Linked DNA regions of Homo sapiens: region 2 is linked to region 1. A link is a loop called in an ENCODE intact Hi-C map of the cell type or tissue named here. Cell type or tissue: HepG2. All regions are shown on one strand. Each heading gives the region's core, and the rest is flanking DNA. Links, peaks and the distances in the headings are about the cores only. Region 1 holds the start of KLHL14 (kelch like family member 14). Region 2 overlaps LOC105372058 (a long non-coding RNA gene).

Region 1 (16,498 bases), core at 4,512-9,511:
ATGCAGTTATATGTTTATCTCCTTATATTCACAGAATGGGTTGTCCCCTTTGAACTCCGAGACTTCTGAAACTACTGCATTACCTAGCACAACAATGGATTTAAAAAAAAAACAACAAAAAATCTTATTAACTCAGATTACATATACATAGTTATTGAACCGAATGGTATTATAGGCGGTAAGGTACCATGATTGACATTTTTTTCTTGTGAAAATATTTTCTTTCTTTTGAGGACTGACTTTTTTTTTCTTTTTAATGAAATTCTGTCTATAACTCTAAATTATATAAGGTTGGGTATGCCATGATTTAAGTGTTTCTTGATTTGTTCTTATCTTGATTTGTAAATGTTGAACACCTAATTTCCAGTCTTTAGAAATTTCTTGCCCATCTTCTTTTTCTTCCTTTTTCAGATAGTTCACATTCTTAATAACTTGTTTGATACCCCTTATTTCCTTGCATTTTTCTTACTTCTTGTTTTTTCTTCTTTTTCTCATTACCCTATAATTTATTTTCTCTTTTTACGGTAGGCATTCCATAATACCTTTCTGCTTTACTTCTAGTGTTGCAAATAGTTCTAATCCTATTTGCATTAATATTATTTGTGAAGAGATAAACCTCTCTGCTATTTACAGTAAAATGAACACACTCATTGTATCATCTGTACTACAACAGATAGCCTTTCTCTGGTTAAGTGATCCTCCTACCCATATCAAAATAGTGTTTTTTTGTTTTAATTTAAAGAAATCATCATTAGTAATGCCTGTATTGTGAATTATCTTGGAAATCAATGGAAAGGACATGGAAAATGAACATGTTTTCTGAATTCTAAGTGAATGAGAGAAGACAAACATTTATGATCTAACAATTGTTAAATTGATTTTCTTGAAACAAAATATAAACAGAATAAATTTTCAGTTAGAGAGGTCTTATTTTGTTATTAAAATATACAGGTATTTTTATAATTCCAACTTCTACCTGGTTATTTAATCACCTGAAAGTATCCCCAACATGAATAGTGTTTTACTGTCACAAAAACAAATCTGACACCCCTTTAGTACTTCAGTGCACAGAAATCCAGGGAAACCAACTTTTGGTTCAAATTCAAGCTTCAAGGTTTTTTTTTTTTTTTCATAGTTAAACAGAAATTTCTTATTTTTCTTTCTTTTCTTTATTTAAAGTGCATTGGCTCATTCTATTTTTAGTAAGTCAATATTATAGTGCCAAATCTCAGCAACTTATTATTTAGCCCCTTAATTCAGAACTAATAATTAAGTGCTGTAGACCAGAAGGATAGAATTCTGGCTTTCTAATGTCTTCCCCTCGTTCTTCATTGGTTGAGTGGCCTGAAGAAGAGTTAGATGGCAGGAACTTTTAATGACTTTTGTGGTGTGATAAAACAGAAGTGGAAGGTGTAGATAAGAGTTTGTCTTTTGTAAATGCCACATCTCCAATATATACTCATAATGGCAGGGTTATTTCCCTGGTGATAAGGACCTCTGACTCAACACTATTCAGATAATTGGGTAAATTACTTATCTTCTCTGAGTCCCAGTTTTCTCATCTTTAAAAAGGCTTAAAGGGTGCTGTAAAGATTAGAAACACTGTAAGTGATAAGTCAAGCTTGTGGTAGTTGCTCAGACAGTGATAGCTACTATTATTATTGGCCAACAACAGGTTGTGTGTATGTTTGCGTGTGTGTAATCATCTTTAAAATTACCTATATTTTTATTGCACATTAGCTTTTTTGATTCACACTATACTGCACCAACCTTAAGTGTCTATCTCAATTATATTTAAGACCAATAGCAATTTACAACGAACTCACATTTTTGGATCAAGGTCAGGCACTGAGTTAAGTGCTTTGGTTACACATATTCAGAGAAGTCACCGTCTATTGGGGTCTGAGACAGACACATAAGACAAACCTACAATGGGGTAAGTATTTCTCCAGAGGTTGTTCACTTTGCAGAAGGCAGGCAGGATCTATACTCAATCCAGTTGATCCACTCATAAGTCAGGAATCCTGACATGCCCTTTGATCAAAGCAGCTGGAGATACAGATTGACACTTAGAAAAATAATTGTTCACATGTTCATTTAGTTTAGATTAGTTTGCCTAGATTAGTTTGCTGAATATGTGCCCGTTAACCTCAGAAAAATAGTGTGTTAAATATACTCGCCTATTTTGATTTCCTACTCGAAATGATTAAAATATCATATAAACAATATTTAAGCCTCTTCTGAATAATGATGACCATTCTACATTAGGAGGTTTTATATCCAGTATGCTTGAAAAAATGAGAAACTCATCCATTGTTTTAATTAATCACTATTTAGCTTCCGAGGATCACTATTCAAATCCTTAAGTCATATTCTGGATAAATTAACTTCTAACTTAGCACGGTAGAATTATTTAGACTTGAGTTCTTTCCAAATGGAAGGATGAAGACTAATGGGGATTTTTTCCACTAGAATAAGGGCAAATTGTTTTTGTCCATTTTCTTCACTGATATATCCCAAGTGCCTAGCCTAGTACATGGGTTGGCAAACCGTGGCTCACAGTATAAATCCAGTCCATGTTCTATTTTTATATTTTTGTATAGCCTGAAAACTAAGAGTGTCTTTTATGTTTGTAAGTGGTTGAAAAAATTAAAAGAATAATATTTCATGATGTGAAAATTACAGGAAATTTCAGTGCCCACAAATGCAGTTTTACTGTAACACAGCAATGCCCATTCATTTATGTACTGTCAGTTGCGTTTTTGCACTACAGGTGAAGAGTAGTGTAGTTGCAACAGAGACCTTGTGACCCCAAAGCCAAAAATAAACACTGTGTTGCTTTTTATAGAAAAAAATTGCTGACCCCTGGCCTGGAAAAACAACTCTCCTAATTTTTTTTTTAAGTCAGATACATTACTATTTAACCCTCACAAGTTTCTTTTTAAAAGAAAAGTCTTAAGTCTACATATAACTCTTCAGTCAATTAGTAGATTTCAGCCTGGCTAGCATTTGGGGAGTGATAGTAAAAAACAGCACACTGTGAATGACAACACAGACTTGCCACACTGCCTGGGTTCAGCTGTGCAATCATGGAGCAATGCTTAACTGCTCTGTGCATCAGTTTTTTATCTATATGAGGCTAATGATAGTACCCATACCTTGGGCTGTTATGAGAATTCAATTAAGTAATGTATGTGAAGTGCGTCAACATCACCTGTTACGCAGTAGCAGTTGTAAATAAGGTAACACATTTTTTACTGTTTTTTAAGTTAAGAAAATTGGGATGCTTAGAATTAGCTAAGGTAATGAGTGAACCTCATGTTCATAAAAATGGTAAAAATACAAGCATGAATTAAAACTGGAAAATGTCCACTTTTAACAGTAAGTCCTCTATTTCAATACAAGGCATTAGTATCCTTTTTAATTGCCTTCTGATTGTAGGATGTAACTATTTGACTCCCATATCGGTTGATGTAATTTTGTAATCAATGGTCCTGTTTCAGATAATAAACAAATTGTATTCTGAATGGTTGAATAATTTCTGATACAAAATTTAACTACCTAACAATTTTTAATCTGAGGGTATCAAATTGATATAAAGGGAAGTAACAATTTAGAGAATGCATGGATACAAGTTTAGTTTGCTTTGTTAAGGTTATTACTCAGTTCTTAGAAAGAGAACCAACAGAAAATATTGTCCTACATTTAATGAAACACTTTCTAAGCACCAAAACCAGGAATCAAAACTGTATATTAGGAAATGTAATGGCATTTTAATTATTGCAAGTCATTTTAGCAGATAGATAATTAGTACCCTTGATGTTTAAATAGATTTTTACATTAATTTATGAGAAATCTATAAATAGACTATGTTTTGTAGTAAATGAAATCTTAGGTAGTCTCCTGTTGTTTATAAAATATAATTTCTTTAAAACTACACTTCGATATGGAACCCTACATGGGACGTAATAGCTAGTTGTTAAATGTTTAAAAAATATGATTACTTTCATGAATGTATTTCTATTACAGGTGTTTTCTTGGAGAAGGTTCAGTAAACTTTTGTTATGTGCAATAGTAATGTAGATTAATGTATTGATGAAGTACAACATTGAGCCTTTCTTTTTTCATAATCTTAATTCATTCAACTTTTAATAAGCATTTATTCGTTATATTGTGTGAGGTGCAATGAAAATGTAAAACATTAGTTAATTTTATCCAGTTAATTAATATCTAATCCAATTTGATTTATTTGGGATAATTGCTAAATTATACATTAAAATTTCAAACTGTAAATAAAAAGAAACTATTTGGGTTACTTAAGCTAAATTTAGACTATGTCTTCTGTTATTTACATTTAATATACTAAACACTGCATATCATGTCGCTTTATGAAACTAAATTTTCATGCTTTAGATGATGTTAATATTGACTTGTAGAAAGATTAAATCAAGCTGATTTAATCTATCCATCACCTCACCTCTTTATCATTTCTTTGTGTTGAGAATGTTTCAAATCTACTATTTTGGCAATTTTGAAATATGTAATACTTTTTTACTAACTGTGGTCACGTTGCTGGTGCAATAGATCACTAAAACTTATTCTTCCCGTCTAACTGAAACTTTATATCCTTTGTCAATCCTGTCATCTTAAATTACTTATGTGTGTATTTGAATACAGAGTGACAAGTTTCTTATTTTACTTATTGTCCTTATGTTAAGTTTGGTAAAATGGAATATGAATTTAAGTGCAACTGGTATACTTAGAAAAACCAAGCAACAAGAGGGAACATTTTATATTAATTTGAGTATTTGTATAAAGATTTCATACTTGGGTTCCTTTACTTTTCTAGGCTTAATGAAAACTCAAAATTAATAATCTTTAAAATGCTTAAATTATGATTATATTAATATCTCTACTTTCTATAGATAATATACTCTTAAACAAGTAAATTCTCTTTTGAAGTTATTCTATTTGCTTATACTTTGTACTTATTCCAAAAGACTGGTCAATTTTACATTTTCATCTCCTTCTCTGAATTTAAGAAACTCTTTTATATTTAGAGTTTAAAAACTACAGGTGGATAAAAAGTAATAAATACAAGGTCCTTCTATTCAATTGTCTTCAATGAAAGTGATGTAATCTCAAAAACAATTGGTTAACACATTTATCCCCGTTAAATGACACATAAGGCTAAGGGAACATTTTTATATTACACTGATGCTATAATAAATGGGCTGATTTAATATTGTTGGTTGCAACTTACAGCATTTCTGTCTACTTTAAAGTTAGGAACTTCATGGTTATTTTGGCATTCTTCCTATGAATTACAATTAAAATAATGTAATTAGTCTGTAAAATTCAAAATGCTACCTTTACTAATAAAGGAATAAAACCTAAATTATATTACTTTGAGGTCAATGATAGGTTCGCATGAACTATTTGCTTTTCTATATCTTTCTCTTTTAAAAGAAAATACAGTTTTCTTCCTACTGCAGAAGTATCAGATTCTTGCAGCATCCATGACACTTGTAAGCATTCAGTGGTCAGACACCACTACATATCCTTCAAATGATGTGGCCCAGTGAAGCTGGAGGGTGTCGTCACGGAGCCAGGCAGCCTGGTATCTCAGCCATCCACCAGGACAGAGCCAGCAGGCACTAGCTGGTGTGCTGAATCTTGACTAAAGTGGGAAATGGATTTTGCATTTTGAAAGTCAACTCTTCTAACATTGAACCTTAGGACATACCTGTTAGATAAAAGTGCATTGAGGGCTTCAGAAATTTACTGGATCAAATTTATAAAGCTCCTCTGCCAAAATTACTCTTAGAATAAGTTAAATCTTAATTTTATTATTCCTCTGGGTTTCTGAATTTATACCGTGTTATACATATTTTTAAAAGTATGAGTAAATGTATGTTCAGAACTATAACTGTGTTGTCTGAATTATTGACTATGTGTGATATATGCTAAATGAAGTATACTTGTAGGTCATTTAAAAGTGACAAAAATTTAAATCACAGAATATTAATCACCAAGGCCCATCGCCCATCACACTGAGTTTGCCATTTGGATCTTTAGACAAACGAAAAATTCCAATAAAATAAAAATACGTTTCATGTTTTTTTCCTCATTGGCCTCTTGTGCTCACTGTTAAAAGCACACGGGGATTTGGATTCTTGTTTCTTCTATTGTCCTATTATCATCTTTTGACAACACGATTCGTTAACTCATCTCCCACAGATGTTAGAAAAATGAACTTACAGGGTTTTGTTACAAGTTCAAGATTTCTCATGCCTCCTGTTGGCCTCTCCTTAACACAAGAGCTGCCTAAAAAAGTGTAGAGAGTATCTTCCATTTCTTTAAACTTTAGTTACCTAGGTCTGGTGGAAACATAATGACACACACACACACACACACACACACACACACACACACACACCATTTAATTCTATAAGGCTGCACAAGGTGGGCCCCATTCTTTAGACATCATTCTGACTGGGAAAATGCCCTGCTAGATTTTCAAACCATGTACTTTGCTACACTTTGTAACACTTTGGTGGTTAGGCTGGAGTAGCCTGGCATCTGGAATCATGATGTTTTATCATGAGAAACTGAGAGGATACTGTTTCTCTTTTCTAAAAAGAGAAAGAAACCCTTTGCTAGGGCTCATTAAAAATGGTTTTAAAATTGGAGCCAATAAAACACGATTGTCAATTCCTACAGCCTTTTTATCTCAGCAGCATTTTTAAAAGGCATCATTTCTCTCTCCCCTGAAATCCTACTTGCAACACACACAGCCACATTTCTAACTAGCAACAACAGAGGCAGCAGCAACTCTCCAACTTCTTTGTCACTGGTGAGCAGGCACACAGACCAACTGGAGCTAGAAGCCTCTCCACTCCTCCATCCCAATTTTCAAGTGCACTCTTCTCAGAAATGGGAGTTGCTAGGCAAGATTCACCCCATCACCCTGAAATCTCTTGCTTTACTCTCCTTTAAAAGTGAAAAGGAAAGGCTTTCCACAACATAGAAAAGTTTGCCTGGGCACATGATACCAGCATTTCCAATAGTGACCCTAATAGACAAAGCATTTTGGAGTTCTGACATCGACAGGGAGCAGATCCCAGTCATGAAGAAACAACTTGAGTGTGTGACGGCAAGACCATGAAAGCCTTCCTTTGCAAGCATCGCCTGGGCTCTTCTGCTCACCCAAGGCAGAACTGAGGAGGGGTGGGGTGGGCATTCCTCACCACAGGATCCTTTTTCTTGAGCAAGCCCATCTTAAGATTTGTAGGGAGAGCTGGCTTAGAGAGACTTCCAAAGCTACACTTCTAACTGTCCTGGCCTTTGGCCCCATCTGCCTGTCAATTTCAGTCTGAGTCCACAATTCCCATGTTTACGGCTCTGGGGATATCTAGAACCTCGGCTTTGGAGCGCTCAGGGATGCTGCTAGGCCAGTTCCCTATTGACCTTTCAGGGACTCTGAAATCAACTTTCCTCACACACTCTGAATTGTTTGCGTTTGTTTTCATCCTGCCAGAGCCACCCGCCCAGGCCACCCATCTCTTCCCTCCTCCCTGCCCCCTCCCCTCCCTCCGGCCTCTCTGGCTCTACCCCCCCCTCCCCCGCCCTCCTCTTTGTTGTCTCCTACCTGCTGGCCAGGCTCTGCCTGCAGTGCTGCCTGAAGGGCATCAGGTGGTAGTTCATGGCGTCCAGCAGCAGCTTCTGGCAGACCGGGTCGGTTCGCATGAAATCCACTGACTGGACCCGCTCCACCAGCTCCGGGGCCGGGATGAGGGCGAAGCGGAGGCGCTTCATGAGGTCAGGCGCATACTGCATGCGGGTCTCGCGGTCGTGCTCCAGCCACAGCACGGACATCTGGAAGAGCGCCAGCTCCGACTCCACGGGGGGCGGCAGCGAGTCCAGCAGGGCGCGCATCTCCTCGAAGTTGAGCAGCAGCACATCCTCCACCAGGTACTTGTTGGCCAGCTTCTTGGTCTCCTCCAGGCCGTGCAGCGCGGCGATCTTGCACACCTGCTTGTAGTTCTGCACCGAGATCTGGTCGTTGAGGAACTGCACGCAGAGCTTGGTGACCTGGGGGATGTGCAGGATCTTGCTGACCGACAGCACCTCCTCCACCGTGTCCAGGGACAGGGTCACGTTGGCCGTGTAGAGGTACTCGAGCACCAGGCGCAGCCCGATGGACGAGCAGCCCTGCAGCACCAGGTTGTTGATGGCCCGGGGGCTGGTCAGCAGCTTGTCGTCGGGGGAGGAAGAAGGAGTCCCGGGCTCCTCCTGCGGCGGCGGCTGCTGCTGCTGTGACGGCTGCTGCTGCGGCGGCTGCTGCTGGTCCTTGGGGGCCCCCAGGCCGTCCTGGCCGCCGACCCCTCCCCCGAGAGGGGGGTGGCTGGAGAAGAGCGATCGGAAGTACTGCGAGCAGGAGGCCAGCACGGCCTTGTGGCAATGGAACTGCTGGCCCTGGGCCGTCAGGGTCACGTCGCAAAACAGCTGCTTCCTCCACAGCAGGTTGAGGCCGTGCAGCAGGTTGTCGCTGTGGCTGGGGTCGAAGGTGGAGGTCCTGTCCCCGGATCTGGACATGGCGAGCTGACTCGGTGCACCTGGCTTTAAACCCTCCTCCAACCTGGCAGACAGGGGTGGGGGATGGGAGGGAGGGGAGCAGGGTGGTGGAGCGGGTGGGGTGTGGTCGGGGTGGGGAAGGGTGTGGAGGGGAGGGGAGGGCGAAGAACAAGAATCAAGGCTCAGCTTGACTCCCTCCTGGCGCGCTCCGGACCCCGACCCTAGGAGGAAAGTCCGAAGACGCTGGATCCGTGAGCGCCACCAGAAGGGCCCTGTCTGGGGTCCCGGCGCCGGTTCTGCGCCCTGCGGCTCCTCTCGCCACCTCCCACACACTTCGTCCCTCACTTTCCTAAAACCAACCACCTCAGCTCGGCTGTTGGCAGCAACAGCAGTGGCAGCAGCGACGGCAAAGTGGCGGCTGAGGCCGAGGCACCTCGTGGGCTCGTGTCCATGCCGGGCCAGATGAAGGGAAAGGCCGGGAAGTGGGGAGCCGGGGGTGCCCTGAAAGCTCAGAGGCGACCGACGGCGAAGGTTCCAGGTCAACTTGTGCCCGAAGCTTTGCTTTTCGCAGTTGGCCCAGTTTGGGGGAGGGGGTAGGAACAGGGGCCCGACCAGCGTGCGGGGTGTGCGAATCTTAGCTCTCCAAAAGCTGGGACCCCCTTCGATTATCCATGCTGCCCCGAGAAACTCCTAGGCTAATAGTCTGAGGGAGGAGATAAAGCCCTTTCTTCTCCCGGGAAAGTGCAGCGGAGCGCGGTGAGGACCCGCTCAGTGGAATCGGCAGAGGCGGGAGCTGTCCTTATCAATTCGAGCTCATTTCCCTCAACCTGGCCCTGCCCGCTTCCCCGCTTCGCAAACTGTTGGCTTCCCCGTCACCACTCAGTTTGGCTAATTTTCCAGAGATGGCTTTAAACCTGGCAGGAGAATCCTTCCACCACCGCCACCCCCACCCGGTGGCCCCCTCTCCCCCGTCTCGCTCATTTCAAAGCGCGGAAGTTCAGGCATCAATCTCCCCTTCCAGCGAGGGGCGGCACCGAGGACTCAGGGGGAGGAAGTGGGGCTGCGAGGACGCGTTTGGAGAGGGAGCCGGGAGGCCTGGAGGCCGGGAGGGATTCGTGTGCACGGTTTCCCCTCCCGGGCACCAGGCGCAGTCGCTTTAACTCCAGTAACTATGAGAAGTTCAAGTTAGAAGGCAGGTGTTGGGGGAGGGGTGGGGGCTGTCGAACGAGCGGGGGGGCGGGGGAGCAGTGGGGTGCGGGGTCTCTGCGCCCCACCCAGCATCGTCGCCTGCAGCCGCAGCTCCCTTCTGACCCCCTCGGTAGAGCCCCCAGCGGCCCCCCACTCGGGCACCCCCACTTCCCCGGCCCTGGAACTACTTCTGTAAAAAGTCTGAGCCGCCCGCATCTAGGCAGAGGAGGGCAGGGTGGGGGAGGCGAGGCGAAATCGATACGCCAGGTCCTTAACCTGTAATTGCACCTTCCAGGGCTGAGCAGAAAGGGACCCTCTGCTTGCATCCCGCCCGCGCGCCGGCCCGCCGGCCCGCCGGCCCGCCCGCCCGGGGGAGAGCCGCCGCCGCCGCCCGGCTCGGAGGGATCCCGGCGGACCTGCCCCTTCCACTGCGGCTCACTCTGCCCTGCCTGGCGCCGGTCCTGGATCGCCGGCTTCCTATTTATACCGGACTGGGCTCCTTTCGACTCACTTTACCATCCCGTTCCAGGTGGACCCTACCCTCCCTCGCGCTCCCTCCGCCGGCAGCACCCCCACGCCCGCCCCCAAAGCTCTGGCTTGCCTGAAACATCTTACAGAGTCTCTCTCCCTTTAAGAGGACCCGGTCATACCTCTCTCTAGCTCTCTCCGCTTCGTTGTCTCCCCCCGCCCCATCTTTTCCTATTCCCCTTCCTTCTTGTTCTTCTCCCTTGCCTTTCCTCCTCATCTGCTTATTTCTTGCAATAGGAGTTTTTTCTTTATGAGCGTTTGCCATACAACTACCCCCCCGCCAACCCCTCTGAAAGACTCCCTCCCCGGCCCTTCCCCCTCCAACAATCCAAAAGACAGAACAAAATACACACAAGGCAGACACAAGGCCAGAAACTTACCTGTTCTCAACCAGCTGCAAAGTCAAGGCTCACTTAAGCTCCCCCCAAAAATCAATTGTCCTTCCTTTTTAAAGGTTTGCTGTCTCCTTGGGAGGGGGAAAACACCTTCTGGTTCCCAACTCCAGGCAGTCACTCTTTACAATTTATTTTGTCGTACATCATTTGATCACCATGAATTAGCAACAGCAAGAAAATGTAGGAGAGGGAGAAAAGAGAGAAAGAGAGAGGGAGAGAGAGAGGGAGCAGAGCTTTCTGCAAGAGAAGAAGAAGAAAAAATGTACGTGTGACAAATTATGCTACCAAGAAACAACACATCATTATCCTTGGGCCTGGGGCTCAGTGAGTCGTAACGAGAGTAATAGGAAATCCACGGTTGGGGAGAGAAACGGTCGTGCTTGGCCAGTAGAGAGAGACCATACAGGGGGATGGATGCTGGAGAGACTCGCAAAATTATGGCTCAAGGCTATTGTAAAAATTGTCGAGCGTAAATGACTGCGATTTCAAACATCTTTGGAAGAAAGAAGGGGAAAAAGCGAGCCCCCCCTCCCTCCCTCTCCCTCTCTCTCCCTCTCTCTTCTCTCTCTCTATAAAGAACCGTCAAGTTTTAGTGCGCATTGCTAATTAGTCAATTTCTCTCTGCCTTCACAGGCTGGCGACTTCGCTGCTGAGCTGAAACTGCTAATTTCTGTGACCAGCTTTTTTCTTAGCTGTGATCTGGATGAATGAGTAGCTGTCTCACAGAGATGACAAAAATAAACTCTAATCCCCCCCAAAATTTCCACTACATCTTTCTCATGCATAGATTTATGATCTTCAAGTGCTCTGTGCAATATGCAAACTTTTTTTGTGTCTGTATATATGCTGTTGTTTCCAGATTTCACTACATTGGTATGCTGCTTTTCCCTTCCCCCCACACCTCCCCCCCACCCCCAGCACTGTGAAATGCAGAAACAGTCTGATCTCAAAGTATGCTAAGACACTACTTTATTCTGTTTTGGTATTTGGGGTTTGGGTCTGTCCTGAAAGACACTAGCCCTTGCCTAAAAGGTGAGTGGCTGAGGATACACACCGGGGTGGGGGAGTAGAGCTGGTAGACAGAATAGAGGACAGCCCTTTGCTTTACATTTGCTTCCCACAAGGCACTGTTCAAGGTTTATGATCTTATTTGAAAACATATTTTCTCTATCATTTTGTCTGGTTAAACAACTGCCTCTGAACTTCTCTGTCAGCTCTTCAACAGATAAGGGTGCAGAAGTCACGTTTTTTTTTTTTTTTTTTTTTTACTGAAAGATTATCATATTGTTGGATTTGTATTTCAATTAGGAGTCTTTGATTTGCAGGAGCTAGAATCAAGTGCTAGGAAACCCAGCCGCAATTTCACAAATGTAACCTTTCAACTTTAGAGCTCATCTGATATATAAGGGCAACCACATAGTGCTCACATTTTTGACCCTGCTTAGCATGCAAAAGGAACCCCAGCATGTTTCTGGAATTTTAGCTGTACCAGAGATTCATGTGCATTTTGGTAGAGGACATGTTCTCCAGACTTATCTCATGATGTATTGCACCCTTATGTTTATAGCCCTGCATTTCGGTTGTCAATGGGGGTTGGAGGTGTCCAAGAAAGAAAGAAAAAAAAGAAGCAGAAAAAGGAAGGTATGCCCTTGAGTAAAATGAACACGAAGAAAGCTGGACATGAACTAAATTGAGCTTTGTTTGCTATTAACTATATGACTATGATTCATTCTAATTTATATGTGCTCTGATTAGTAAACTTATTAAAATACGTATCAGGGCACCATTGCAAGACATCTATTCAGACCCCCCATCATCCTCTTTGATTTGTGAGAGATGGAAAGACACCTGCTTAGGAAAGGGAGGAAAATTAAAAATTCTGAGGTTCAGAAATAGGGATTCCCCATTTACAATGATAACATTAACGTGCACATGGGATAGTCACACTTAAATGAATTAAGAAGGATCAAACTGAAGCATTTAACCCTCACAAAGCCCCCCCACTTTTTTTGTCAAGGTTCTAGATTATCTGAGAGTAAGACTTCTTTATTCAGATCCTGTTGAGATGCTGCATTCTCATATTTATGTTTATAGTGGAAATGCCCCAATACATGATTAAATCATAGAAAAGAATTTTGCTGTTGTTGTTGTTTAGGGCAGAGGAGAGAAAGACAACAGATTATACAATTCTCCTGGCCCTATTATTGTTTTGATTTTTGTTTAAATTTCCCTTATTTGGGTGTTGAACAGGAAGATCATGTGACTCTAAGATAGAACATTTTTGGAGTTCTGTGTCACTAGCAATTAAAGCTATCAAGTATGTGGAGTGTCACAAAACTCTCATACATGTAAAGTGCAATTTTTATATTATGATTTTGATGTTGATCTTTTATGAACTTCTCATGAAGTATTTGGAACTAAGCCCAAAGGCAATAATAGTATTGATCACTTAAATTATGGCCACCTTCCTGTTTTATCTTGAAAGAATTAAAGTATGTTTGTAGGCCTCAAAATAACTTAGTTTCAAATTTCTATTTTTTTATGGATAGGATATATTGACCACTAATTATGATTACCAGGCTCTTTATTGCTTCCAAACAATATAAAAGCCACATTTCAAAAATTTTAGCTACCTATAATTTTAATGCTTATTTAACAACTAGGGTGGAAAGGGAAGAGAGTGGGATTGGGAGCTGGCAATTCTAAAATGGCTGTTGAAGTGGATAAAAACATTTTCTTCTGCATTCTAAAGTTATCTGATAATGTTTAAATTTCAGAAAAAAATACAATTCTGGTTATTGTATAAGCAATTAAAAAAGAATATTGATAAAGGGTCCCTTCATAATCTGTGCATAAACTAGCATATATGTCATGTAAATCTCACACCTCCAGTATCTTATACTGGCTTTGACTGAAATTATTGCAGAACTCACAAATGAGACGACACTATTTACAATAAATCTCGTTATGAAAGATTCAATTTGCAGCAATCAGATGCTAGCTACTAAGCGATTTTAAGTATTTGAATTTTATCCTACTTCAGTGTTCAACATACAGAAATTGCATCTGTGTGTTTGATCTGTCCTGCTGAGCGCTATCAGCAGCTTGCATCTCTGCCACTATTGTTTTTAAAATGGCAGGAAGGACGTGACTAGTCAGGAGCACTCAGCAGGATGGATTTCACGTGGCATAAGAGGAGCCAGAATTGTCTTTTTTAAAAAAAAATTAAATATGATTGTGTAGTCATCTAATGCAAGCCATCTTCATACTTCGATAGAATTATCAAAATTATTCATTAGTGAATTTGCATTTAAACCATGTACAATGGAAAGATTCTGAAACTATGGCCACTGAGCAGTCTACTAGAGCTGCCATTAGTTTCTAGTGGTCTGGTCAGCCTTCAAGGTGGCAGAGATCCAGGCCTATCAGTGGTTCCAGTTGCTCAGGATCATCTCACTGGACTGGAGGAACTGAAGATTATCTTTAGAGCAGTTCTAGAAATGTTTTGCTGCTTAACATATAGGGGCAGCCACACTGAATCTTTATTTTCCTTATTCTTGACTTTTCTGCTTAGGATTTATGAGTTATCACCAAATTGCATAAACATCAGAGCCTGGTCTCCCCTGTGTCTTTTGGATAGTAAACACTATTTCAATGTGATCTGACCTTTAAGATTACTGTCATTGTGGAATGGATGTATAAGGGAAGAAATTATTCCATTTTACACATGGAATAAAATTGAGTAAAGAGGGATCACATAGCTCCTTCAAAGTTAGGGAGTGGCAAAACCCAGGCACAACTCAAGATTTCTAGTTTTTTTTTTTTTTTTAAATCTTGAGTAGATGGGTCAAAGATATCACAGAACCATCAGCACTGAGAAGCTTATTAAAGAACACAAAATCTGAAATAACAATAAGAAATGGTGCTATTGGCTAACATTTAGGCAAAAGCCAATGGTTTGCTATTGCTCTGCTGTCAAGCCCAACTCTGTGGCTCACATTCCGGGTTCCCAGTATTTAGCTCTAGCTCCTCTGGGCAGCCTGTTCTGGACACGCTCCACTGTTAAACTGCAGCACCTATTGTTAGGCTGTGTCTTTTTGAGAGGCCTTCATTCTCTACAAATAGAAATTCCACTTACCTCTCAAGAGTAAACTCAGATTTCTTTCCACTATAAAACTTTTCCTGGCAACCTCTAACAGAATAATAATGGCTACTACTTATTGAGTTTATTACTGCATGGTGGACACTGTTCCAAATCCTTCAGATGTTTTATTTTCTTAATCCTCTTGCTAATCCTATGGAAGACTATGGCAGATTGCAAAAATACCTCCATGTCTCCACCCTTCCTGGTATACACACTACATTATAATATGGCTTTGCTGCTCTTCTCATCAAGAGTGGAATCGACTTACCTAATCCTTGAATGTGAGCTGGCCTTGTAACTTGCTTTGACCAATGGAATGTGCCAGAAGCGACCTTGTGCCAATTCTGAGTCTAAGCTTCAAGAGGCCTTGTGTGTTTCAACTCTCCCTCTTAGAGCCCTGCCAGATACCATGTGATGAAGCCCAGGCTAGCCTGGTAGAAGATGACACATCACATGGACAAAACATTCCCCAGATTGCCCAATAGCTGAACTCAGATGCATGAATGAGCCCAGCTGAGACAGGAGAACCAACATGCTCCAAATGACAGATCCACAGAACCCTGAGCTACATCAATGGCTGCTGTTTCAAGTCATTAGCTTTTGGGGTGATTTGTTCCATAGCCAAATTAGCTGCTGAAGAAAGGTACAATTATTATCATTTTACCAATGAGCAAAATGAAATGCAGAGAAATCACGTAAATTTTTCAGAATCACACAACTTTTCAAAAGTAGTGCTTAGGTTCAAACCAACACAGCCTGACTCCAGGGATTTACCATTCTACTGTACTGGCCACAAAAGAAATGCCTGCCTCTAGGAAACATTTGTTTATTTATTCATGCATTCATTCATTCATCAAGTATATATTAAGTATCTATTGAACACCAAACACTGTGCTAAACATCAAGGAAACAATGATGAATAAAACTGCATTCTTGTCCTCAAGAGGCTTACACTCCAGTAGAAGAGACAAGCTGGTAAATTAGCTTCAGCAAGTGAATAATTATACTTGATAATTGCTCTGATACGGGTATGTATAAGGACTTACTGAAGCAGAAAGAAGCTCGCCTCTTAACTTCCTCAGAGTACATATTGTCTGTAACACTCTTTCAACATTTATTATTTACTGCTTTGTTAATTGCTTATTCAGGGAAATCTGTTATCATCTTAACTAGATTATAAGCATCCAGGGGAGAAAAAGCTCTCTGTCTGGTAAAAATCTCCCATAGTACGTAGCTTTGTGCTTTGCCCATAGTAGTTATTCAATAAATATATTGATGGACTATTAAAGGTGAATTTTCAAATGTATCAGAGAAAGAGCAGAGAGAACAAGGGAAGAATTTAACAATCAGAGACTGTCAGGTATTTGACTAAACTGGTATTAGTCAATCTCCAGATTATACTGATCTACTGTCTTAAAATTAATAAAATCTTTATTCTATTGTGAAATTACTGCTCACAGCACATAGCTAAGAGTTTGATGGGACCTTAGTAAGTGCTTCCTCCAAACATTTTACCTATAGCCACAATCACCCAGCAAAGCTCTCCAAAACTTTGAAGAGAGTAGTTGCTTTAATAGTAATTAAACTACTCAACAAAGGTAGCACAGAGCTGCAATTCTGTGCATGAATTCTGGAGGCAGATTCCCTGGAATTGAATCCTTGTTCT
Region 2 (16,498 bases), core at 6,589-11,588, 79 kb after region 1:
TTTACCAAAAAATCCATTAGTAAAATGGCATTATATTATGAAATAATTTTAATATCTATATGAAAAATTAACAGGAATATATTGAGTATAAAAACAATAATTTGGGAAGCACTCTGTATTATAAAAATAAAGAATTTGTAATAATGCAATAACAGGCTGTATTTCTGTTTTATGATTCTGATAATAAAGCACTTAAGTTCCACTTTCATGGTTTATGCTGTTATCAGAACCCCCTAATATAATTAGATGGCCTTGTTTTAGATAATTACTTATATTTCCTTATTGCATAGCAAAAATCCCACTGGAAAAATCCTCAATATTTTAAATGTAAGAGCTATATTGCTGGAATAGGCCAAGAGAACTGGAAATCAACTTTACTCATAATACAGGGGCCAGGATTTTTGCAAGCTGGGTAAAAATGATAATACCACTCTCTTTCATTTTTACTTTTTTTATATTTCACAAATTGATTTTACTTTCATGATTTCTCTTATACTATTCTCTTACCACTCCTGTGAGTTAGTTGTCATTATCCACATTTTATAGATGGGGAAGTTCATGCTGAGGGGTTGTGGTCAGATTAAGTGGTGGAGCAGAGATTCAAACAAACACCCATCGTCTTACTCTAAAACTCCATTCTACTCACAACTTTTGAAATCACAAGAAAAACAATCTGGTTAAGAAGTATCATGAGTATGGTATGCTTTGCAATGTTGTGTTTAAAAGTTTATTATTAAAATGTATTTCTGATCCTTTCTCAGAAATGCCTATACTTCACCTTCCACCTTGGAGTTAGATGCCTGGGTTCTAAGTCAGGTTCTGTTATCAACTGACTTTGCGTCCTTAGCCAAACAACTTGTCCACTCCAAAAGGTGGTGGTGGTGGCAGGGTTTGGACAGTTTGGGAATGGGGGGATTGAACTCTTTTTCTAGATCTAAAGCATCTGATTCAAATTTTCTTAAACTAAAATTAACATACTGCTGACTGATTGACGATATCATTGTCATTTATGACACCATACTGTAATGTTATAGGATGCGATCAATCACTCAGAAAGTTTCCTTCAATAAGGACAAGCTAAAATAAGCTTGCATAAGATATTTACTTAGAAAATTATTATATCTGGAAAGTTTTTCTCTAAAATATCTTATATAAATAGGGCTAAACTTAGCCTACTCTGAAGTAAGAAAAAGAAAAGAGAAATAAACACAAAAGAAGGGATAGGAAAAAAAGGGAAGGAAAGGAAAGGAAGAGAAGAAAAATTCTCAAACATTAATTTACCTAGTCTTAATAATTTTCATATTTTTGTATTAGGTTGGTGAAATAGTAATCATGGCTTTGTCATTACTTTTAATACTAGTTTAGGATCAAAATCTATAGAAATATTTTAGTTATGGTGAGTAGGAAAACAATCTCACCAGTCATTTGACATTAACATAAGCATGCTTGCTCACATTTACTGTGCTAAATTACATAGAATTGTCTAGAAATGGTACAAATGCATTTACAATCGAAAATGCAAGTGTAGCTCAAATAATCAAATAATTGTTAAAATACTGCCCACACCTGATAGATAAATTTGGAACTAATTTCAAACTTTGTTGTAAATACAAGCATTCAACTTTTGCTCCTGAATGTCTATGACATTTCAGGTAAAAAGTTGTCAACTAAAACATTTCTATTTTATATTTCAGCCCAAGTTACATATGTTTCTTGTCTTATGCATTTACAACAAGCCCTGGTCAACTTTGTCCTAAGGAAAAAAAAAATCAATGTCTTAATGACAGCACTGTTTATTATGGACTAAGCATTTATGTATATAATTTACTTCTATCTTCTAAACAACCCTGCAACTCAGGTATTGTTGTCTCAATTTTGCTCATAAGAAAAATGAACTTAGTAGTATTTACCTGCCTCTCAAGGTCAGTTGGTTTCATTAACCACAAAACCTACTGTCCAGTTTGTTTCATTAACCACAAAACCTACTGTCCACAAAATCTTATCACTGATTTTAGTAATTTATGCATTTATATGGTAGGAAATATGCATACCAGTGTGGTGGAAATCTCTCTGTATTGGTTTTCCTGGATCATAGGGGAATTGTAGATGTGTTCATGAGTAGTTACCAGAAATAAAATTTTCCCCCAAGAGGAAAATTCCTTTATATTTGGGGATGGGTATCCATTAGTTATCTAAACTGATGCCCTTTTGTGTTCATTTATATTTTCTGTATTCCTGCCCATTCTCAAACTTTTCTGGGCTTCCTCTCACCCCCCAGCAAATGCCCAATTTTTCATGAGAGAAGGCATGACCTGGGACATTTGCCTATTTTATATATAGAACTATAAAGATAACGATACCCACCAGCAAATGAGGAAACCTGTGAGCTGTAAATGCCTGTGTCTCCAACTAATTCACAGAATTCCCTCCAAGGGAGGGACTTATTTTGCATTTGAACTCCAAAACACCTTTCAAGATTGTTAAACTTAACACCAGCCTGAAAATCCCAGTCATGCTGGAGATCAATTAACTGCTTCCAGAGCTCTACTAGCAACCCTTTAAGATGTTTGCATTTTAGAGTAATTTGGCCATTATCACATTTGCATCAAATGAAAACACATCATTATTTTGAGTGATAAGATGTTCAGTTAGAATACTCAAACCCTCTAGAAGCTTGCTTCTTTACCTACTTACCTTATCTAATGGTCAGATACCTTTTTCAGATGCCTTTTTTCCCTCTGTATCAGTGTCGAATCTCAGCTTGTCTTCTTCCGTACACTTGTTTTATTTGATTTCATTCTTTCCACTACATGATTGCTTCCCACATTCCCACATTAGGATTTATATGCTCTGAATATCCCACTCTTACATTTTTCAAGACAACTTTCTCCTGTTGCTTCAAAATTTATTACTTGACTACTTGATTACCTAATTATTTGCCATTAACTTTAACATTTTAAAATAATCTTTTATGGCAACAATTGGAGCTCATTGTAGAAGATTTATACAATTAGATAAGGAGTAAACAGAAAATAAGAATCACTGCAGTATCAGCCACCAGAAATAAACACTGTGGTGTATAATTTTCTTTATATTCAAGGATATTTTTATTGTCAAATACTACAATAATAAATTATGCTGTACAAACTGTTTTGTAACCGATGCCCACAATATAACATGAATATATTTCTATCTTTCTATTCTTTTTCAGCCTCATTTGCAATGGTTTTATAGTTTTTTCTTATATGGATATATACAGTTTATCCAAGTAATTCCCTGTTGTTAGGCTTGAGATTATTTCCATGTTTTTGGGTATCTTAAACAAGCTTATGATAAACAACCTTGATAAATAAATCTTTGGCACATCTATAATTTCCTCAGAGTAAATTTGTAGAAGAGGGATTACTGGGATATAGCTTGTACACAATTTTAAGATTACAAAAATAGATACATTTTTACAAAACTTCATCCAGCATAATTGTACAAATTTAGCCTCGCTAATGGTGCTGATGGTTTCTGCATTACTATTTTTATCATCCCCAAATATTACCAATTTTAAAGTTAATTTGCTATGTAAAAATTCATTGATTTTACTAGCATTTATTGTAATATCTGAAAAAAAGTGCACTTACAAATTTTCCTGATCTGTCTTTATATATGTGTGTATATGTATGTATGTTTATTGATTCTTCATGTTCTTTACTCACTTATTTGTTAGAGTATGAGTTCTTTCTTTCTAATTAATTCGTGAGGACATTTCCTGTATTAAAGATAGTAAAACTTTAATGTTGTGTTTGTTATAAGTATTTTTTCTAGTTTGCAAAAAGTCTATCAATGATTGCATTTGTTTCAACAGTTCAAAAACATGTGAGGTCATCTTTCCTTTAATGAGCTTTTTATTTTGATATCACAATTATCAGCATATTTTTGACCTTTATATACATTTTAAGCTATAGTACAGCTTCTAGAATGTTTGTGTTTTACTTATAAAAAATATAGATTTGCATTATTTAAAAGAGTTTGATGTAGGATTTTTCTTCTCAGTCAGGTTGCAAGCTGGGGACCTCTGGCTGGCAATGCCCAGCCTGGGCCCCACTCAGCCTTGCTGGTGTGCCCCAGCTTGCCTGTGTTATAGCCTGTACCTGCGTTCAGTGGTCCTGAGCTCTTGTACCACACCCAAGAAGAATGAGGATATGCTGGACTTTGAAGGGTGAGGAGGGCAGAGAAGAATTTTATTGAGCAATGAAACAGCTTTCAGTGGAGAGAATGTGGGGGTGGTTCCCTTACCTGGAGGTGGGAAAATTCCACCTGTGGCTGGGTCCAGGACCTCTTATGGACTCAGAATGGGGAGTGTATGCTGATTGGCTTGTGAGTATGTAAAAAGGTTAAAGCGAAGATGCCACTCAAAGGTGGGCACAACAGTGTAGGAAAGCAATTAGGAAAGGGTAGGTACATGCGAAATAAGTAAAGAGTGGGGCTCAATCAGAGGAAAGTGCACCAAACGGGAAGACAAGTTCTCAATTCAGTTGGAAGATTTAACTTGTAGCTTGGCTTTCAGGCTTTAAACTGTCTTCAGCTTGGAGGTGGGGTTTCACTGGGGAAACACCCCTATCTGCCCAGGCATATTTGGCTGCCTCCTACCTCTCTCAAGTTCAGAACAAAACAACGGATTAGAAAGGTCATAGAGAAAGAGGCAGAGGAATCTCCCCTACTACATTTCCCTTACCCACAAGATGCTTCTGGGCTGGTGGGGAAACTTTGATGCTGATGGGACATGATCTTAGAGGAGGTCAGGAATAGAGGCTCATCTTGCCCAATCATGTGGGTAGAATTGTCGTCAGCTTCTGGAACAGAAGTGACAAGGAAGCAGGGTGCAAGCCTGGCGAGCACTATTTGTTGCCTGTTCCTCTGTCAGTGGTTCAGCACATGAATGTTGCCCATCTGTAGAGGGTTGCTTTCCTTTTGGGATCATCTCCCATATCCCAGATTTCACTGAGTCCCATCCAAACTGAGTGTGAAAGACCCCACCTTTCAAAGGTACCACTCCGGAAAAGAGGAGGGTGCCACTGACACCCAGAGGAACCGAGTGGTATGGAAAGGAAAACGAGGTACAACTGTGTCATGGGAAAACCCATTTTGAATGCTTTCTGTGTCGTGTCCGTCCCGCTTAAACATCTTTTCTGGCAAGAATTGGTCTTAGTCATGATGATATCTTCAATGCCTGAAGTGTAGTAGGAACTCAGTTTCATAGAAATTCATTAAACATGGTACATGAAGGAATTGTGTTGCTTTAAAATCTGTCACCATGTTTAATTACTTTCTGATGTCTGCTAGATAACGACGATACAAATTGTGTGTTATTAAAGTAGTGTGCAATTTACTTATTTTTAAAAGATAAGAATAACATGGTAATCGGGGCTATGTATAGTTTCAGTGTATCATCTCAACCTCTTAAATTTATTTTATTTATTTATTTATTTATTTTTGAAGACAGAGTCTCATGCTGTTGCCTAGGCTGGAGTGCAGAGGTGCAATCTTGACTCATTGCAACCTCCACCTCCAAGGCTCAAGTGATCCTCCCACCTCAGCCTCCTGAGTAACTGGGACCACAGGTGTGCACCTCCATGCCCAGCTAATTTTTGTATATTTAGTAGAGATGGGGTTTTGCCATGTTGACCAGGCTGGTCTCAAACTTCTGGCCTCAAGTGATCTGCCCACTTTGGCCTCCCAAAGTGCTGGGATTACAGGCATGAACCACTAAGCCTGGCCCTCAACCTCTTAATTTTAATGAGCAAAGATGAGCATGTCATTTTAAAACAAATGAAAGAGGCCAGAGGAAAATAATAATTGTAAATAATTATTGGGTATCTGCTATGTGCCAAGCACTATTGTATATGCTTTATGATTAATATTTCATTTTTCTTCACTACTATTATTTTGGTTCACAATCAGAACTACCAGTTTATGTATAAGGAAATTAGGGCACAAAGAAGTTTAGACAAGCATTTTTAAAAAGATGAGAGGAGTGACTTAGAATTTGCATTTAAAAAGTAACAGGAGACCAACTGGATATAGAAATTGAGATGATATAATTAAAGTCAATTACATTTTGCATTCAAATATTTATTATCACCTCTGTAGCTAGAACTATGCTAAGTAGTGAGAGGGAATCACGTTATTGGGCTGCTATACAGAAGTATTTATACCACAGTTTTAAAGATAACCACTGACCTACACTAGCATTTGATAATCAAAAGATAGGATAAATGTGTATTCCAATAATCAACAAGAAAGTTAGTGTATGGAGGAGTTTCCAGTCTGTTTGTGGAGAACATGTAAAAGCACACACAAACACACACACACAAGCAAGCTGTTTTTCTTTGTAAAGAACTTCAGTTATTGTTTTATCAAAAACATAAATCATTTGAACAGTACAGGAGAATCAATAATCTGATAAGCAAGTTGTAAGCAAGTTCCAAAAGATACCATAATGACATTAAATATTCTAGGTCGTTTGGCAGGAATGAGGTCAATGTGTTGCCTTTGGTTTGGATAAGGGAGGGTTGGGCCTTTAAGGCCTTTGTGGGGTTTTGAACATTTGGAAGGCAGTAAAAGAAGAGAGACTAGACATTGGATGGGAAAATAATCTGCTATTGATGGGGGAAAATTTGAGAATCACAACTTAAATAAAGCATGATGACCCTAAATAATAATATGTTGAGTAGAATATTAATTATTGACTTCATTACCTCATACGGTAATTGTGAATATTAAATAAGGTAATACTTAGGAAATCTTAGCCATGATTCTTGATTATTATGAACATATTTACTTTAAATGAAGTAATGCCTATAAAGTGTTGGACAGAGCAAATGCTTGAGAAATATTAGCTATGATTCTTTGCTGTTATGAAAATGTTTTATTCTCTGTGACTTTTTACTTCTGCTTCATAAGTTATATGAATACAATTCTATGCAGAGGTTTTTATTTCTTATTTACATAATCGTTACAGGTTTAACCTTAAGGAAGATGGCAGTGTTTTCTAATCATGTTGCACGAAACATCATTTATGAAGAATGTTTTGGGATGCTCTAGCAGATGATAGTATTTATCTGCCTTACTGGACTGCTCTATTTTATAACAGGTTGATTCATGAAGGTTTGCTGGAGTCAAGGTTGCTATAATGAACGTCCAATATGTGTAAAACTATTTGAGAAATCTTGGTTAATGTAATCTATCTCACATTCTGGAAGACATAAAAATAATAATGAATATAAAAGAAAGCAAACTCAAAATCTGCTGTGACTTAGAATTATAGAATCATTGAATTTTGGGCTGGAAGGATTTTAGAGGAGAAACTGAGGCTCAGAGTGCGCAGAATGAATATGTGGCTTATGGAAATTCACATACAGATAACAGCATCTATTATATTTTGTCTCATGAAGTCATAACAAGTAGAACATAAAAAGCTTTTGATAGACATAGCTCCATGCTTCCTTTTTATAATGTAAATGTCATTAAAACAGTTATGTTGTAGTCTCCACTATAACAAGGAAACATAATATTTGTTAGATGAATTGAGAAAAAATAATGATTTGATACCAATAGTTAGGATATAGGGCTGATTTTCTATTTGTTTTCTCATTTCTGCCTTCCTGAGATTCTCCTCTGTACTTGTTTTTCAATGAAACTCAGAATAGAGCCTTGACCTTCTCTCGTTTCTTGGACTTATTAGCTGGAGATAAGAATACAAGAGAAAAGTAAGACTATAGAATGGTTTCCTTGTGACTTCATTTTAGAATCAATGACACTTTATAAATGGCTATGTGACATCAGCAGACAACTTTGGTTATCTGCTATCCACATAACCATTCCCAAAACACTTAGAACTTTGGTTTTGCTATCCTTAAATGCGATTAAAAGGTGTACCTACCTCACTGTGTTGCTGAGACTTAAATTAGGTAATACTTTTAAAAAGATTACAGAGTGTCTTTTTAGAGTGTGCACTCATTATTCTTCCTATCAATCTTATTATTAGTATAATAATTGGCATCTGCCTGACACATACGAGGGATTTTGTTGAGTTAAAAGGTGTCAGATATGCCACAGATGTCCTCATGTTCTGTGGTAGGGACTATTGTATGACTGTCTCATCTTTTAAAAAATCCTGTTGGCTTCTAGCAGAATATATTTCTTGAATCTAACTTTACGTGGAAATTCTCAATATGTGAGTGCTAGTATAACACAATTTAATGACTTTCAGAAAGAGCACAACCTCCTTAGGACCACCTCAGCCTGCAGATCACTGATAAAAACAGCTGGAGCTAGCATCTGTTCCTTACAAATCTTTCAAAGTCATAACAAAACTGGCCTGATTTCATAAACACAGTATGAATTTCAGTTTGTGTGTGGGAAACATGCCTAGGAAACCTAATAAGACTGGACGCATATGATGAAGTCCTTGTCCTTTAACTTGCATCGAGAAGTGCCAATGAAGAGAGACTAAAAGGAAATAAAGTGTGCATTTGACAATTTCCTAAGTAAGCATGGATTTTATCCTTCCAGGTTGATGCAATTTGGCAAATCTGTGCCCTTTTAATGCTTCTCACCACTCTCAAATTACAGTGGGGGTAGGTTTGAAATTGATCACTCTGACTTATAGTCATAAAGGTAACAGAGTGAGTGAGAAAACCTAAAACAGGACTCCCCTTCTTTTTAAACACCAGCTTTCCTAACGTGCATTTTTGTCTCCAGTTCCTTTGGCCACGCTGTAATCACTAGTGAGCTCTTCTGGCAGTTATAAGTCACATGTCATGTGACAGATTTTCCTGTATGATTTTCATTAAAATGCTTTGGAATCCTGGGACAGAAAGAAATTATGTAAATGTAAGTTTTTATTACTGTTTTGTTTTTATTACTTTTTCTCCTCTGGTGTTTTATCGCCTCATATAATACAGGTAAATATGGTGATCCCATGTTGAGATGGGGGTTTGTATTCTAATGCCTCTGGTCTCATACTTTGCATTCGATCCATGCTAATTTAATTATCCATGATTTCTTAGGCAAAGAGAGGAATGCAGACTCCATGCTGTCTGCAACTACTTCAGTCATTCCTTTACTGCCCGTGACACCATGTGAGACCTGCAGATGCTAAACAACCTCTCCCTGCACCAGCTCAAACAAAAAATGCTAACCATATGCAACTCCAACCTGTTTATCCTTAAGCAATGCAAAGCCATGCAGTGCTACAGACGGGCAGTGGGGGAGAGCACAGAGCTGCCACTTCTCACAGGGTTGCCTTGTGAGAGAGCAGAGCATGGAAGCACAGGAATTTAGGGCAGGGATGGTTGAGCTGGGTTCTTTTCTTTCAACTTTTCTTAGTGATAAAGACAAGAGCTCCTCTGAAATTTTATTAACATGTGTAGAATTGATGAACTGTTACTTAAAAGGTTAGCCCCTGGATTTGAGATTAGGAGTCTGAGGTGTTTTTGGGGACTGTGGATTCTGAATTCCTAATTACTCTGAGACATGATCTAATAGCTACTGGTAAGAATTGAGAGTTTACCCGGAAAAAATAAAGAGTTTTAATTCATTTTAGCTCATATTTAATTTGAATGATAGTTTTCTGTAGAACACTATTTTTGGCATAGATCTTTTCAAAGCATTCTTCACTTTGGCAGCTGAAATTTCTGGAAAATAATCCTAAGAAATTATTAAATATAGAAAATTTAAAGGGCACTGTAAAATGAAAATTAGAAAATAGAAAGGATAGAAAAAATAACTCAAAATGATATTAGAATGTAAAGTTATAATCTCAGTTTTTTCCTCCCAGACTTATTTATTCATATTTAATATTTCTCCCCCTTTGAACTGTAAAACAATATAGTCAAATTAAAGAGTATTTTGGAAAAGAATAAAAAAGAATGCTTTACTACTCCAATTTATTATTTCCTTTGTGCATATTCTTGTTAAAATTTTCTTCCTCTGCAACCTCCTCACCCTTGATTATTATTATTTTCTCTCATTACCTGAGAGATACAAACAGATCTGGTGAGATAAGCTTAGGGAAATCTTTCCAAACATCCGGAACAAATAACCATATAAATATTAGAGACAGTGAGGTGGAAATCATAATTCTTCAATTTAGTGAAAAAAAATTGTACATTTTCTAGTTAAATCCAGTTTGTATAGGGGACCTATTTTCAGTCATCTCTCAGGTATTTATTCCTATGGATCATGGCATGTATGTGCCAAACTGAATCTAAATTGAATGAAACTATCTCTGTCTCTGTCCAAAAAACAATCTTGTGAGTCAGCACTGCTTACTCATCTTTAGTGGTCAAAACCTTGTACTATTGGCCAAGCACAACAGACAGATGGGAAGTAAAAATATAAAGAGAAGCTATAGTTCTTACTTCAGGCAAGAGTATCCATATCTGGATAGATACTCTCAGAAAGTAGTGGTTAAGAGCTCAGGTCATGGAGCCAGACTTCTTGGCTTAGAATACCAGCACCTCCACTCACTAGTTCTATGACCACGGGCACGGTACATAACTTTGCTGAGACTCAGGTTTGTAATCTGTAAAATTAGGATACTATTAGAATCTAACTAATTGGACTGGCATGAGGAACAAGTAAGCTGATGCATGTAAAAATACCCAGCAAAGAGCCAGACATACATATTATTATTGTTGTTATACTTAATATTTGACATTGTCATCACATTTCAAATACTGTGCAGGATATTTGATCACAACTAAAATCAAACTGGTAGTCAGCAACATATAAAAAAGATTATGTGTTATGACCAAGTAGGATTTATCCCAGGAATGCAAAGCTGGTTTAGCATCTGAAAAACAATCAGTGTAATACATCATATTAGTAGAATAGAGAACAAAATCCATGTAATTATCTCAATAGATACAGGAAAGGCACTTGAAAATATCAAACACCCTTTCATAATAAAAACACTCAACTGACTAGCAATAGTAGGAAGCTTCCTCAACCTGATAAAAGGCATCTCAGAAAAACCCACAGGTAATATCATACTTACTGGTGAATTGTAGTACACTTTTCCTGTAAGATCAAGACAAAGATGTCTACCCTCACCACTTCACTTCAACATTGTGCTAGAGATCCTAGCCAGAGCAACTAGGCAAGAAAAAGAATTAAAAACCACCCAAATTTTAAGGAAAGAAGTAAAACTACCTTTGTGATCGATTATATGATCTTATGTAGAAAATCCTAAGGAATCTATGCCAAAAGAAAGAAGTAATAAACAAGTTCAGTAAGGTTGCAGGTTAAAAGATCATGATACATAAATCAATTATATTTTTATATATTAGCAATGAACAATCTGAAAGTAAAACAATTTCATTTAAAATGACATTATATGTGATAAAAATAATTTAGAAATAAATTCAACAGAAGTGCAAGGCCTGTACACTGAAAACTGCAAAATGTTGGAAGAAGTAAAAGAAGACTTGAATAAATGGAAAGATATCTCATGTTCATGGATTGCAATACTTAATATTGTTAGGATAGCAATACTACCCAAATTGATCCACAAATTCAGTGCAATCTCAGCTGCCTTTTTTGTTTTTGCAGAATTTGAAAAGTGGATCTTAAGATTTGTATGAAGATATAAGGGATCCAAAAGAGTGCAATCAATTTTGAAAAAGATGAAAAAACTTGGAGGACTCAACACTTCCCAGTTTCAAAACTTACTACAAAGCTACAGTAAACAAGACTATAAGGATAGAAATAGAGATCAACAAAATAGAATTGAGAGTTCAGAAATAAACCCTACTTATCAAAATATTTATGTAGACCTTTTCTCAAAGGAGATACATGAATGGCCATTAAGCTTATGAAAAGATGCTCAACATCACTATTCATTAGGAAAATGCAAATAAAAATCATGAGATGTTGCCTCACATCCACTAGAATAGCTAAAGCAAAAAAAAAGCAACAACATAAACCATATAGGCAATAAGAAGTGTTGGTGAGAATGTGAGAATTTGAAGCCCTCATATAATACTGATGTAGTGCAGCCATTTTGGAAAAGAGTTTGGAATTTTCTCAAAAGTTTAAACCTCATGAACTGCCTTTTTACTCTAAGGAATAAACCCCAAAGAAATGGAAATTTATCTCCACATAAAAACCTGGATATAAATGTTCATAAAAGCTTATTTCTGATAGCCAAAAAATTAAAGCAATCCAAATGTCCTTCAACTGATGAGTAAACAAAAGTGGTACAGCCATACAGTGAAATATTTGAAAACAGAAATGAGTGAATTTGTGATATATACTACAACATGGATATATATGCCTAATAAATGGACTAAAAGCACTTCCTCATAAAAAAGCTTCTATTATCTTATAGAATGAAGAGGAGATTTCTTCATATAGACAAGATAAAGTATTTCCTTGGTGCTATACTTTATCCATGAAGAGAACATTCTCCTAAGTGAAAGAAACAAGTCACAAGAGACCAGATATTGTATGGTTTCATTTATAGGAGAGACCCAGAATCGGCAAAATCCATAGAGACATAGGTAGATTAGTGGTTGCCAAAGGCCGGGGGAAGGAAAAAAGGGAAGCAACTGCTAATAACTGTGGGATTTCTTTTTGAGAGAACTTTTTTTTTCTTTTCTTTTTTTTTTTGAGACAGAGTCTCACTCTGTTACCGAGGCTGCAGTGCAGTGGCACCATCTTGGATCATTGCAATCTCCACCTCGGCTCACTGCAATCTCCACCTCCTGGGTTCGAGCTACTCTCCTGCCTCATCCTCCTGAGTAGCTGGGACAACAGGTGCCTGCTACCACTCCTGGATAATTTTTGTATTTTTAGTAGAGACAGAGTTTCACCATGTTGGCCAGGTTGGCCTTGAGCTCCTGACCTCAGGTGATCCACATGCCTCGGCCTCCCAAAGTGCTGGGAGTACAGGCATGAGTCACCATGCTGGGCCAGACATTTTCCTTTTGAGGAAAATGTCCTAAAATCAAGAGTGATGATGGCTGTACCACTAGGGGTATATTAAAAAGCCATGAATTTTACACTTTCACAGGATGAATTTTATTTTGTGCAAATTATATCTCAATAAAGGTGTTAATAAAACAAGCCAAAATCTGGTTGTACATTTCTTTTCATTATTTTGCCTTTGCCCTTGCCTTTTATTTTTTCTAGAGTTTTTGTTCAAAGTCTGTGGAGTACTGGGGAAATCTCCAGTGACTACTCCTTAAGAGTAGTGTATCATCCTTCAGTGAATTCATTCCCAAGAGTCAACAGTATTATTTGGCTTCTGAAATTTATCAAGGCAACTTGTCAGTGTTGTTGCTTATCCTGCTTAATCACACAACTAAGAAAGAACACTCTGTAATTTTCCATATTAGTTTTAAAAAAATCTGTGGTCAGTTAGAGAATAAAAACATCTGGGAGGAGATCTCAGCATGGACACTTCAGTTCTCTGAACCTCAGTGAGCACAGGCTATGCTGACCAAAAGCAGGATGTGGGTTCCATGGGGGACCTTATGTTAGCATTGTATGATCTGGAGATGACCAGTGCTGGCCTATACAGAGTCTTTCAGTCAGAAAGCTCAAAGCAGCCTCCTATCATAAGAGGATGTTTATTTAAATTATTTTAATATAGCTTTTAAGGACTAAGAAGATTTATCTTTACGAAGCTAAAATACTGACTAAAAACACTCAAAAAAGCTTTTATTTTTCTATATAATGAAGGGCAGATTTCTTCATATAGACAAGGTAAATTCATCCCTGATGTTACATTTTTGCTCTAATTTGTTAATTGGCCAGTCTATAATAGCCTACACTGTAATCATTAAATAATTATACAATACTTTCATTATGTTCACTGTCTGCAAATAAACGTTTGTGAATAACTGCCATGTTAGACATTATTCAATTTAAAACCAAATGAAAGCAACATATATTCTCAGTTTTGTTACTTGTCAGTGAGGAAGTTAGAAAAAAAATTAGAAAATTTTGCAAATCAAAACTACAGGTATAGGTTAGAAAAGGTGGTGTGACCATGCTATTTCCTCTTGCTCTGGCCCACCTCTGAAACGGATAGAAAGGGGATAAAATAGACTAAAAAGGGCAAAGATAAAATGAAAACAGATAGAAGCGGATGAGGGATTTCAATATGTTTTGGGAAACGGCCCTTGGTGGACTCACGAGCACGGAGGAAGATCTTAAGGTTTAAGATCTCGCAGTGATGAAAGTAACAAAAAGTGAGCTGATGGGCACCTCAGAATTTCTAAGGGACTCAGAACTTGGGATTAGCAGTCCAAGACAGGGCAGGGTGGAAGTATCGCACTGAAAATCAGGAATGATTAGAAGTATCTTAACAATGTCAGAGCCCAGTAAAGTCAGCTTTCTCCACTTTCCCCTTGGCCAGGTGGACTGGGAGCTATCCTCTGAATAACCTAGAAGGGGAAGCCTCAGGACTCAAGAACATTGCTCATCAATGAACAATCCTGTCTAATGGCATAGAGTATTCAATCACACTTAATCATACTTTACTAAATTATTCTTAAGTATAAATAGAAATTAGAGTAATAACAATCCAGTTTTTGATGGAAGTCTACAAGATGGAGAGAGAGAAAAAAATTAACTTGAAAGAAACAGAGATCATGCGGAGAACAGAAGAAACATTAAAAATTAACCAACCAACTAGCCAACTAACCAACCAACCACCACTACCACCAAATAACCACACAAAAACTCCAAAAGAATAAAAGAAAGCTTTTAAAGCAATATCCTCAGATTTAAAAAAAGGGGTATAGTAAGGCATTCATTAAAAAAAGCTAAAATATAACCAGAAAGTTAAAAACTAAATTATAAAAATGTGAAAATATCTTCATAAGTAGGATAAAAAGATCTAGGATGGAAAAACAAGAGAAAATATAGATACAAATATTTACATATATAAAATCAATCAAAAAAGTCTAACATCCTACCAATACATGTTCTAGGAAAAGAGAGTGAAGAAAGTAGGGTAGATGAATAGATTAATTTAAAAATACATTTTCCATCCTGGAGAACATGAGGTTTGAAATTCAAGGGGCTCAACACAATAGATAGAAATAAAATGACCATATTTGGCAAAGTATTGGGAATGGCAGGCCCCCAGAAATAGTAAGACTTCAACTTCTTGACATAAACATAATTTTCAACTCATAATTTTCTACCCAATCAAACCATCCATCAAGATTTTGAATAAGAAATAAATCATTTCCAGATGCCTCTTCCATTGTTTCTTTCTTTTTTTTTGCAAACTACCAGAGGTTAGGCTTCAGCAGAACCAAGAAATAAATGAAGAAAAGGAAAACATAGCTCTTTGGGAAAATATGTACATTTCACGAAGTTAGGAAAAGAAAATCTCAGATACTGTCTAGATAGCAGGCTTAAAGAAGCACCAGTTTAGAGTGAAGAAGGGAAACCAGTGTTTCTAGGAAGAAAATTTCCAGAAAAAAAGGTGGATCAGGGTGAAAAGAGAATTGCTAGTGTACCAGCTATGTTTGGAAATTTGAATAAAAAAGTACTAGTTTTAAATGTATGGTGGCTTCAGAGGAGCAGTTGGAAAAGTTATGAATTCGTTTCCAAAAAACTACTCAAATAACAAAAAACGGCAAAAATAAACTCTATCAACAGCAATTGTACAAGGAAGGAAATCTAATCACAGTAATTACTTGATACTATAGTACACAGTAATGTGAACACTGATTTTTGATTTAACTCTTTTTTGTTTTAATTATATTGAATTGGGGAGAAGTGGCAGATATAGAAAGTCAAAAGTGATAAAGACATTGTGGCCTAAGCAAATTATCAGAGATAAATGTTAAGAGAAGTAGTTAAAAGAGGGAATGATGGTCTTTAAAAAGGAGAACTGGGAAAGGGTAGGGCAAATTTCTGCTTGTTTTCATCATAACTCTTTAGTTATTTTAGTTATTTTACTATAACTTGCTAGCATATTATGATTCATTCATATTATTATAAAAGCCTATAAAAGATTATAAGGTAAACTTTAACTTGCAAAATGATATAAAATTATGGTAAAGAAAAAAATTACAAATTGAGTCAATTTTGTTTCAAGCTGATTATTTCCTTTTCACTCGATACATGATGAGCAGTTTTATTTTCTCAGACCATATAGGAGCCAGGGAAAAAAGACCTGTATACGCCAAAGGATGACCATGATGAAATGAATCTTTTCAAGCCATAGATCTATGATTTGCATACTCTAAGAAATGGGCAGCCAAAACAATTTTCTAAACTCAGTAACGATAGAGAGGACCATAACAAGAACTGATATATATCTGAAATAGCATAACATAATGTAACCAGCAGTATTACTTACAAGCCAATTAGATATCAACCAATTGCACTGCAGTTTAGGAATGTAGATGAGGAAATAGATGGGAGGCTATTCCACTTACCATTACAATCCTTTCTTTTGTATTCCAGAGGAACAGCG

Evidence for each region. Hi-C counts contacts between places; a loop is a spot of excess contacts. Peaks named below come from ENCODE experiments on the same cell type or tissue, not always from the same donor. Only the 100,000 strongest peaks of a DNase experiment are listed, where the experiment ranks them.
Region 2: it touches region 1 in a loop (2.8-fold over the local background); 1 of 110 quality-filtered maps calls a loop at or near these places.

The regions. Positions count from the first base shown.
Region 1 is chr18:32,761,994-32,778,491 of GRCh38, forward strand. KLHL14 (kelch like family member 14) reads right to left here and starts at 11,030. Exons shown (of 9, transcript NM_020805.3): 1 at 10,674-11,030; 2 at 7,652-8,641. The coding sequence starts at 8,598. It overlaps LOC105372055 (a long non-coding RNA gene), which reads left to right and starts at 8,683. Exons shown (of 2, transcript XR_935342.4): 1 at 8,683-10,294; 2 at 11,322-11,448. In HepG2, for the core only: a CTCF peak has its summit at 7,368; DNase peaks (open chromatin) are centred at 5,598 and 7,538; H3K4me3 peaks cover 4,887 bases.
Region 2 is chr18:32,838,684-32,855,181 of GRCh38, forward strand. LOC105372058 (a long non-coding RNA gene) reads left to right here. Exons shown (of 10, transcript XR_935361.2): 2 at 16,489-16,498. Among named protein-coding and RNA genes, the nearest start is that of KLHL14, 74 kb to the left of the region's middle. In HepG2, for the core only: no CTCF peak of the experiment used is centred there; no DNase peak of the experiment used is centred there.